Linked DNA regions of Mus musculus: region 1 is linked to region 2. The links are chromatin loops, found by intact Hi-C in ENCODE. Cell type or tissue: heart. All regions are shown on one strand.

What was found. Peaks named below come from ENCODE experiments on the same cell type or tissue, not always from the same donor. Only the 100,000 strongest peaks of a DNase experiment are listed, where the experiment ranks them.
Region 1: it touches region 2 in a loop (9-fold over the local background); 17 of 42 quality-filtered maps call a loop at or near these places.

The regions. Positions count from the first base shown.
Region 1 is chr11:51,531,782-51,536,781 of GRCm38, forward strand. The region is part of intron 5 of Col23a1 (collagen, type XXIII, alpha 1); the gene reads left to right. Among named protein-coding and RNA genes, the nearest start is that of Phykpl, 50 kb to the right of the region's middle. In heart, CTCF peaks have their summits at 2,732 and 2,943; no DNase peak of the experiment used is centred here; H3K27ac peaks cover 307 bases; H3K27me3 peaks cover 1,290 bases.
Region 2 is chr11:50,938,104-50,943,103 of GRCm38, forward strand. 4933414I15Rik (RIKEN cDNA 4933414I15 gene) reads right to left here. Exons shown (of 2, transcript NR_168570.1): 2 at 3,597-4,649. Among named protein-coding and RNA genes, the nearest start is that of 4933414I15Rik, 3.1 kb to the right of the region's middle. In heart, a CTCF peak has its summit at 1,981 (motif pointing right); no DNase peak of the experiment used is centred here; H3K27me3 peaks cover 1,635 bases.

The sequences.
Region 1 (5,000 bases), 590 kb after region 2:
CAGTGCTGACATTGTAAGTCCATGCCACCGTGTCTGGCTTTTACTTGGGTGCTGGAGACCCCAATTCAGGTCTTCATGCTTGCCCAGCAAGTACTTTGCCTACTGAGCCATCTTTGAAGCCTCCAAGATAAAACTTTCATGATGAGGATAGAGCTCAGTGGGTGGACTGCTCACATAGCATGCATACATCTTGGGGCCCCTCACACCCCACAAACCTGGAGCACTGGTCTACAGCTGTAATACCAACACTTGGGAAGTAGAGGCAGGAGGGTTCGGAGTTCAAAGTCATCTTTAGCTACATATTGAGGCTGAGGTCAGCCTGGGCTACATGAAACCCCATCTCAAAAACAAATAAAAAATGTTCTAAAGCAATGGCTCAGCAGTTAAGAGCACTTGTTCTTCTGGCGGCCCAGGTTTGGTTCCCCGTGTGTCCATGGTGGCTTGTGATCATGTAACGCCAGTTCCAGAGGCTCCATTCTCCACTTCTGACCTCCACGGGCATCAGGCACCCACACATACAAACACACAAAACTCTCATATACTTAAAATAAATGTCAAAAAATGATTTAGATACATAATTGTTTTTTAGAATGGAAGGAAGGACCAGAAAGATAGCTCAGTGGGTAAAGGCACTTTCCATGCAAACCTGACTCCTGGAATTCTATGTAAAAGGTGGAATGAGAGAGCCGACCCCACAAAGCTGGAGTACACACCATATACACACCGTGGTGTGCACGCCTGCACACATATACATATGGACAGTCACGATAGATAGATAGATAGATAGATAGATAGATAGATAGATAGATAGATAGATGATGGATGGATAGATAGATGATTGATAGATAGATAGATAGATAGATAGATAGATGATAGATGGATGGATAGATAGATGATAGATAGGTAGATAGGTAGGTAGATAGATAGATAGATAGGTGATAGATAGATGGATAGATAGATGATAGATAGATAGATAGATAGATAGATAGATAGATAGATAGATAGATAGAGATGATAGATGGATGGATAGATAGATGATAGATAGATAGATAGATAGATAGATAGATAGATAGATAGATAGATGATAGATGGATGGATAGATGATAGATAGATAGATAGATAGATAGATAGATAGATAGATAATAGATGGATAGATAGATAGATAATAGATGGATGGATGGATAGATAGATAGATAGATAGATGATAGATGGATGGATAGATAGATAGATGATAGATAGATAGATAGATAGATAGATAGATAGATAGATAGATAGATAGATAGGATGGTGTAATAAGAAATGTAATGAAGAAATAAATGAGGAAACCCTTCTAATCTGCTCAGCGTACAGCCAAGCATTTGGACAGAAACCCAGCGTTGAGACCGATCGGTTTTAGGAACAGCTGTTTCGCTGCTGCAGCTTAGTGTTGGTGTTTCTGTTTGAGGGAATCTTAGAAGCAGTGTTTACTTTGTTGGCAAACTCCAGGGTCGGGGTGGGGTAGGGGAGCGATTTTCTTTTTCCCATTGAACCAGGCTCTCAGCAGTTCCTAGGGGAAGAAAGAACAGGCAAGCTGGAGCGAAGGGCTGTGCTGGGATCCCCGGCCTGTGCTGTCTGCGTTCACTCCGCCTCTCCCTGCCCCCACACCCCTAGATGAAATGAAGTCCACATGTGCGGCCCATGGAGTGGCTAAGGGACAGGGGCAACAGGGGCCACCCACATCTGTGAGGCAGGTTATGTATGGACTCAAGGGGGTCAGAGCTGACGGGGCTCTGGGGTCACTGTCTCCATGCCCTTCCTGAACAGAGGCTGTCTGTCCTTCATGCCCCCAAGGGCTTGTTAATAGGACCTTACTGTTGCAATAAATGCATGGTCGTGTCTATTGTAAAACATTAGGAAAGTAGAAAAAGGCAACCAAAGGGGGAAAAGCAATCCTCCTCCTACCATCCACAGACAATAGCTCACTATTTTCATGTTCTTTTAACATTTTTATACGCAGCTTTGTTCGCATACTTCCACTATAAAAAAAAAAACCAAGCCTCTAGGAACACACTTCTCTCTCTCACTTGAAATATCATGAGACACTCCCACATCATTAAAAACTGTTACAAGATGTAATGGCTACATAGTATCTGATCACATGTATCATTTTATATAGCCAGTCTCTAAGTTATGCCATTTATATGGACAATTTTTCATCCTTACACTCAACATCCTGGGAGTAAGTAAAGGCTTATTTCTGTGATTATCTCCATACAATAAATGTCTATAAGTTGGATTGTTGCACCAAAGGGTTTGCACATGTTGAAGGCTTTTGATGTGCGTTGCCAAATTGCCCTCTGGGAGGCCGCTCTCATTTACATTCCCACCAACAGAGCACGAATGCGGCATGTTTCTCCAACTCTGTCCAACTGTGGGTATTATCATACTTTTAATTTATTTCAATATGATAAGTTTTAAATATATATCTATATGTATGTGTCTTGTTTCAATTTAGGGTGTATTTTCATTACAAGTTCTCTTTTTTGTTGCTTTTTGTTTTGTTTTTCAAGACAGGATTTCACTGTATAGCCCTGGCTGTCCTGAAACTCACACTGTAGACCAAATTAGTCTCGAACTCATAGAAGTCTTCCTGCCTCTACCTCCCTAATGTGGGAATTAAAGGCCTGGCTAGAAGTCTCAAGAAACCTGACCTGTTTGTTAAAGTTTGTGTTTGCCTGGCACCTAGTGGTGAAATTTGGAATTGCAAGTATAGAGTTTGGACCTGATTGGGGCAAAGAAACAAGTAATCATCTCGTACTCACTGATCAATCAGCAGAGAGGGTGTTCTGAGCACTGAACTTTGTGAATCAACAATGCAGGATGCAAAGGACCCACAGGCAAGGTATTTCAGAATTTAGGGGAATTGATCAGCTTGTATGTGTCAAAATGTTTCAGCATCTCATAAATAGGCTTGATATCATGCCTTGTGCTCCACACAGGGAAGGCACAAAGGCAAATCAGACCCGGTCACGGTCTTAAACAGCTGGGGATGGGAGAGAGAGACCATCTGGACACAGTGGAGTCGTCCTGAAAGTGTCTCACACATCCCTTTTTTCATCTTGAAGATGTGCCAAGCTTCTAAAGTGACAATGACTTGTCTGTCACTCAGGGCTTAATCTCATCTCCACTTCTCACCCTTTACACAAAAACACAAGACTAGGCCTTCTTTGCTTTTCTTCTTTAGACTTCTCACGTTCTTCACCCTCAGTGTGGAGCTTCCATGGCTCTCTGGCTTCCTACCTGCCTTTGGGAGGGCGTGTAAAGGGTCCTTGAATACAGGGAATGTACCAGGAAGATAACAAAGGAGGGTGCGGTGAGGGTGCTGGAGGGGGGTCCATAGGTCGGTCTGTGATTTGGAGCTAATATTCAAGAAGGACGGAATGACCTTTGAACTGAGACTTCTGTGACAAGATGCAGAGATCTGAGGGGCAGGTGAGTACTCTCCGCAGAGGAAAACAGATGAGGGTACAGGTCATGGAGTTTAGAGCAAGCTTCGTATGTCAAGAGCCATCTGAGGCAAGGATGGGAAGAAGGAGAAGGCAAGTGACAGAGATAGGGTGAAAGGAGGAAAGGTGTCGGGGGACTGGAGAGATAGTCCAGCAGTAATGGCTGCTTTTGCAAAGGACCTGGATTAAGTTCCCAGTATAAGACGGCTCACAACCCCCTATAACTCCAGTGTTAGGGCATCTTCTGGCTTCCATGGGCTCATAACATGGTGCACATAAACTCATACAGGTGCACACATGCACATAAGTAAAAAATAAATCTTAAAAAGGAGGAGGAGTGTGGTGATCGCATCCAGGGGCTACATGATGTAGGCCCTTGTAGACTGGCAGTGGGGAACAAAGATTCCCCAAGCCCCATGCTGCCCGAACCCTCACAGTGCACCCTCTAAGCCATCAGTATCCCCTGAAGCGACTTCTGGCCCACACACACGTGCATACAAATGAGAGTGAGAGATGGGGAGGGGAAGGCTTATGTAGCTCACAGTCCTGGAGGCTCAGAGTCTATGATTGGGGCAGAGCCTTGGTCCAGCTTCTCTTCCATGAGCTCTCAGCAGCAAGCATGGGGCCCGGCTCCCACCTCTATGGATCCTGCTGGGGCCCTGTTGTTCCTTGTTCTTTGCCATCTCTGTTCAACCTTACTCTGCTTAGAAATCAGCTCCATCTACACAGCATTTCCAAACCCTGCTCTGTTCTCTCAGACAGACCCCCTAGCTTCTGCTCTGTCCGTGTTCCCTGTGCACACAGTGGAGGTAGCACCTCCATCTTCCACGCCTATTGTGCAAGGGACGACATTCCATGCCGAGCAGGCACAGGCAGTATGCACAAAGGGAAAGACCAAGCCACACGGTGTGGCCCCGCGTGTTCAGAGTTAGTGAGCAGTGGGCTGGGAGAGGAGAGAGATGCAGCCCGGCCAGCTCCTGTACCTACCTTCCAGATGAGACTGGAGCTCTGCAAGTCCCTGAAGAGTTCTGGGCAGCTCTGTGTGGGTTGACCCTCTCTGAGCCAAAACTCTGAAATATCTCCAGTCAGAAGCCTGTGATGTCAACAGGGTACCACAAGTGGAAAAATCCCACATCCGACCTGTGACGGTCACAGCACAGGTGGAGGGGCTGGGGAGGTGGCGCAGTGGTCAAAGAGCTTGTCTCAAGAGCTTGGGAAGCAGAGTTCAGATTCCCAGAACTCTCGGAAATGCCAGCTGACTGCAGTAGGCCAGCTGCAACCCTAGCTTCAGAAGGTAGAGACAGAATTGCCAGGGCAGGCTGGCTATCCAGACCAGCCACAGTGGTGGGCCTTGCAGTTCCCTTAAGAGACTGCCTTGGTGAATGAAGGAAAAGAAGGACCTAGAATGATTGCTTCTCAGCATCAACCTTGGGCCTACACATACACATGCATGCATACACACACATACACGTGCATGCATATACACACACATGCATGCACACACATACACATGCA
Region 2 (5,000 bases):
CAATTGTGACTGCTTAGAATGGACAGTGCTGGGGCCTTCCAGGATCTTACCCATCTTCTGCAAGAATATATATATATATATATATATATATATATATATATATATATACACACACACACACATATATATATACATATATATGCATATATTATGCTAACCTTTGATGGCTTTATAAATTTGGAAAAGCATCTTGAACAGCAATTGTTGAATGAAGATCCTGATGTCAGGACTCAGTTACTTCCGTACATTTTTTTTTTCATTTAAAGAGACAGAGTCTTACTATGTAACCCTGACTGGATTGGAACTTACTATGGAGTCCAGGCCAGTATCAAACTCAGAGACCTGCTTATTTTATTCCTCAAGAGTGTGAGAATTAAAGACATGTGCCACCATCCCCTTAATACTCCTTTATAATCTCTTGGCCATAGCTATAAAGCCTATTACCATTATTGGTGGTTGCGTGCCAAACCTCTATTACCAAAGACACTATATGCTTTGGTTTCAGGACGTTGAGAAATCAGGCTGAGATTAAGTAGAACGTTTCCTTCCTGCTGGGTGACTTTTACAGCTGTAGAAGACATTGTGCAAGGTCCTCGGGAAGAATTGTCATGGGTGGTCCTGCTCTGCTTATTGCACTGCCAACTCGCCAGGCAGAAATCGCCTGCTCATGAAGTCATGGCATTACTGTTGTTGGCGCACCTAACTGCTTTCTGTTTGGATTCGGGGCCCATTCCCTAGAAGCTCACTCACTTCTGATACCATAACGCAAAGCCCACGGAGGAGGTTGTCATAGGCCACACTGGGCGAAGCAGCTGCTATTTTGTTTAGTGGACGGGATATACCTGTCGATTTGCCTTCTGAATATTTGTGTTTATGCTCGTATTGGTTACGATTGTCAACCTCAGTCGTGGAGGGAAGCCTTTCGTCACGGGTGGTATATTGCAGAAACTCATAACCCATTCATGTTCCAAGTTATGGATGCGCCACAGTGGTCCAAAGCTCAGTTATAGTTGCAGGAAAATAAGCAGACCTCTCGTCTCCTTCAAAGCTTGGGAAGTTGGAGGCGGGAGTAAAGGTTACAATGTTGTGTTCTTCCTTCAGAGGGAGGCGGCAGGTTCATAAGATGTGGGAAACAAAGGAAACTTCCGAAGCATAGGGAGCTTAAGGTTGAAGGGTTCACAGGTGCCTTCTCCAAAGTTATAAAAGCAGTGGACAGCTGATGGGGAGAGGTGATTGTAAATTGTACAGAAAGCCCCCACCGTGCCAGTTTCACGAGGCATCAGCTGAACCAAGGTGGACTTTTCATTGACTCATTTGCCTTTGAGTTACCCATACTCCAGCTGGAGAAACCCCTTTCTTATGCTCCGTCCGATAAGAAACCCCAGTAAACTCACTGGCTTGCTTAGTCAGACTTCGGGAGAATCGTTTCTTTGTTTTGTTATATTGGGTGAATACACATACCTCTCCATGAAAAGTCACACAATAGAGATTTATTTTTAAAAGGAGATTTATTATTATAGATAAGTACACTGTTGCTGTCTTCAGACACACCAGAAGAGGGCGTCAGATCTCATTAAGGGTGGTCGTGAGCCACCATGTGGTTGCTGGGTTTTGAACTCGGGGACCTTCGGAAGAGCAGTCAGCGCTCTTATCCTCTGAGCCATCTCGCCAGCCCCACAATAGAGGTTTTGATGTGATAAGAATTGGGCTGTCCTATCCCAGGTGTTCGGATCAGAGCTCTGTTAGAGTGTCCAGGTCTATCTGACTCTTTCCTCAAGAGTCTTTGAACATGAGTCGCTGCTTCTACAATGCGATTGTTCCCTTCAGAGCAATGATAATTATGTCAAGATGTTTTTATGTTAGTCACATCTAGTTGAATGTAGGATATTTGCCATTCGTCTGGTTGTATGGTCTATAGTTAAGACATCTCAATAAATGTCTAAGGAAGTGCTTTAGTGTCCGCTGGTGCAGTTCTACATCGTGACCACAAGAGGGCAGTGTTGTCCTACTACTTTCTGTAGGTCAGGCTCTTTGCTTCCTGGGATCTTGGATAGTTGGCATACCCTCCCCTTGCTCCTGGACTAGAAAGAAGAGCTCTGAATGTTACCTGCAAACACCCTGGCTTGTCAGGTTAGAAAACACTATACCTTCTGCGCTCCAGATATCCCTGTGCTAGCCTCAGGCTACATTCCTATCACTCACTGGCTCATGCTCATCTTATGTCGCCTAGGCCCATCAGACTAATGTTGGTGCAGCCAACAATGGGTTGGGCCATCCCACATCAATCACCAATAAAGACCATCTTTCACGGTATGGCCTCAGGGGAGACTGAACTGGGCAATCCTTCAGGATGCCTCTAGGCTGTGTCCAGGTGACAGAGAAGCTAATAACCAGGGTCCTGTCATTAACTAGTTCTGCAGAGAGCCTCTTAGATCCTGTGGAGGGCTCCTGAAACCTTGGAAACTCAAGGAAGCTAATAGTTCCCTGAAGGCCTGTTACACACCATCGGGGGACTGGTATATAGCCTGGCATTGGGCAATATAAGACCATTTGCCCTGGTTTGGTTTCTTGTTGCTGTAGTAAAAACACTGACCAGAATAAGCATTTGGCAGGAAAGGTTTGGTTTGCCTTTATAGACATAGTCAATAATAAAGGAAAGCCAAGACAGGAATTCAAAGTAGGAGTCCCCTGCCCCCATTCTGCTACAGCCCAAGATCACTTTCTTAGACAACTTTATTAGGGATGGTGCCACCCACAGTGGGATGGACAATCCCACACCAATGAATAAGAAAATGCCTCACAGACATGGTCACAGGCTAGTCCAATCAGGGAAAGTCTTCAGCTGAGGATCTCTTTTCCTAGGTGGCTCTGTTGTATCGTGTTAGCTGTGGCATTTTCCTGTGTCTTACAGAGACATGGAGGCCAATTTTCAACATTTAAGTAAGAAAAAATCTGACCATGTAGGTTATTCCCAAAATAAATAACTTCATTGGTTGGTTAGGGTTGAGTAGGAAACTCCTACTACCTGGTATTTGGCTGTATGGACAAGGCCCACAGAGCCAGTAAAAACCATATGGCAAGGTTTGGGGTGTAGCTTGGTAACATGAACAGAGCCCTTGGGTCAGTACCTAGTACTGTATAAACTGGGTGTGGTGACACAAACCTGTCACCTGAGCACTTGGAAGGAGAAGACAGGAGTCTCATCCCCCAGCTGGTCTGAGGCTAGACATAAAACCCTTTCTCCAAATGGGGAAAAAACAGGGCTGGAGAGATGCCTCGGTAGCTAAGAACACTCGATGCCAGTCACAAGGACTAGATTTTTAGGTTATTTCAGCATCTGCACAATAAGCCGTGTACCCCTGCAGGTCTCAAACCCCACTGAGTGTGCCACTCAGAGGATCGCTGTGACTTGCTCTGCCTCCGAAGAATAGGCAGAAAGTGGCAGAGGACACCCAACACCCTCTTCTAGTCTCTCTGCCTGTGCACGTGTGTGCCCTCCCGCACATGGATATGCATGCAACGTATGCACATGGGCACGCCTGCACACATGCACGTCTTTAAAAATAAACTGCATGACAGAGGCATTCCCCCGCTCCTTGAATTAAGCGCCGTATATTTGAGAATCTAAATGAACTTAAGAGACATCTTCCACCGTACGGAGGGAGTGAGATGCAGTCTGTGACCATTCGCTTACTGAGGAAGTAGCTCATTGGCTTTGGGCTAGAGAATCCAGAGTCTCTGTTTCTGCTTGGGAAGGAAGGTTGAGAAGTGATGATCCACATGACTTTGCCGTGGAAGCTCAGCAAGGTCATAAACCAGAGGGCAGATGAAGTTGGCTTCCTGTGAGCCTGGGTGGCTTCATGTGGTACACAGCAGCGAGGGGGGAGTGATTCTGTGTTTTGACTTTTTCCCTCTGTGACATGGGTGGAAGGAGCCTGGAAGGAAGAGTCTGAAGGGCGATGAAGATTCTGCAGGGAGGCCGCCCCACAACATCCAAATATAAGCCAAAGGGAGTGGGGCCCCAGCAGTCAGGATGCCTCTCCTGTCTGGGAGCCCGAGGACCAGAAGGTCTGTGCTTTGGTTTTCTTGTCTTCAGGGCAGTGCCTTATGAACTGCAAGGGCGGACTCTCCATCATTTCGGTTGTTTGACGACGTCTTTCCAGACTACTTCTTCTTTCCTGCCCTTGCCTCCAAGCCTTTGGTTGTAGTTAATAGCAGTGCCTTGGTTCATGCGCTCATGAACTCCCAATCTAAGTTTGGGGCACCAGCTAAGATAGAGGGAATCTGGTGGCATAGACTTTCACAGGTGACTCTGGAGACAAATTGTGGGTTTTGCATACATGGGAGCGGGGAGGAGGTGCTCTGTCTCTATCCTCGGGGACCCAAGGCAGCGCCCTCACAGAGCTCTCCAGATCAGTCCTGGTCCAAAGCGAGGGTGAGAGGGCAGATAGACGAGGTGCCATCAGTCTGGTTTCACTGGCCAGCATCCAGTGGACAGATGGGAGAGACACTGTCGCTGACTTGCTTTCAGGTCTCTGGAACACGGGATGGGAAGGTAGTGTGAGAAGCCTAAAAAAGTCCGGAACGTGATTGAGGGCGCTGCAGGTTATAGCCACAGGGTGGGACCTCACAGCAGTCGCATCACTTCCCTGGAACACCGAGAGGAAGGAAGAATTGAGGAGGCACATTTCCAGTCTGCCTCCCCCCACCCCCAACTCCTATTACAGGAGAAAAGGGTTTTTTCCTGCCCAGTTCTGTAGGTTTCCAGAAAGTCAAGCATTCCTTAAAAAAAATAAAACGGCCCTGCATTCTCTTCCGCAGTTAGGCTTTGTGGGTCATTTCTGTGTTTTTATGGAGGAAGACCGATTGGCCCCGGTACATCGATACATGTCCAGGAAACCCCACAGTATAAAGTGAAGGGCACACAGCTTGGTTAGAGTCACAGAAGACACTTTTATTGCTAGAGGACACTCGGCACTGCCGGCGCTAGCCGGGATCCC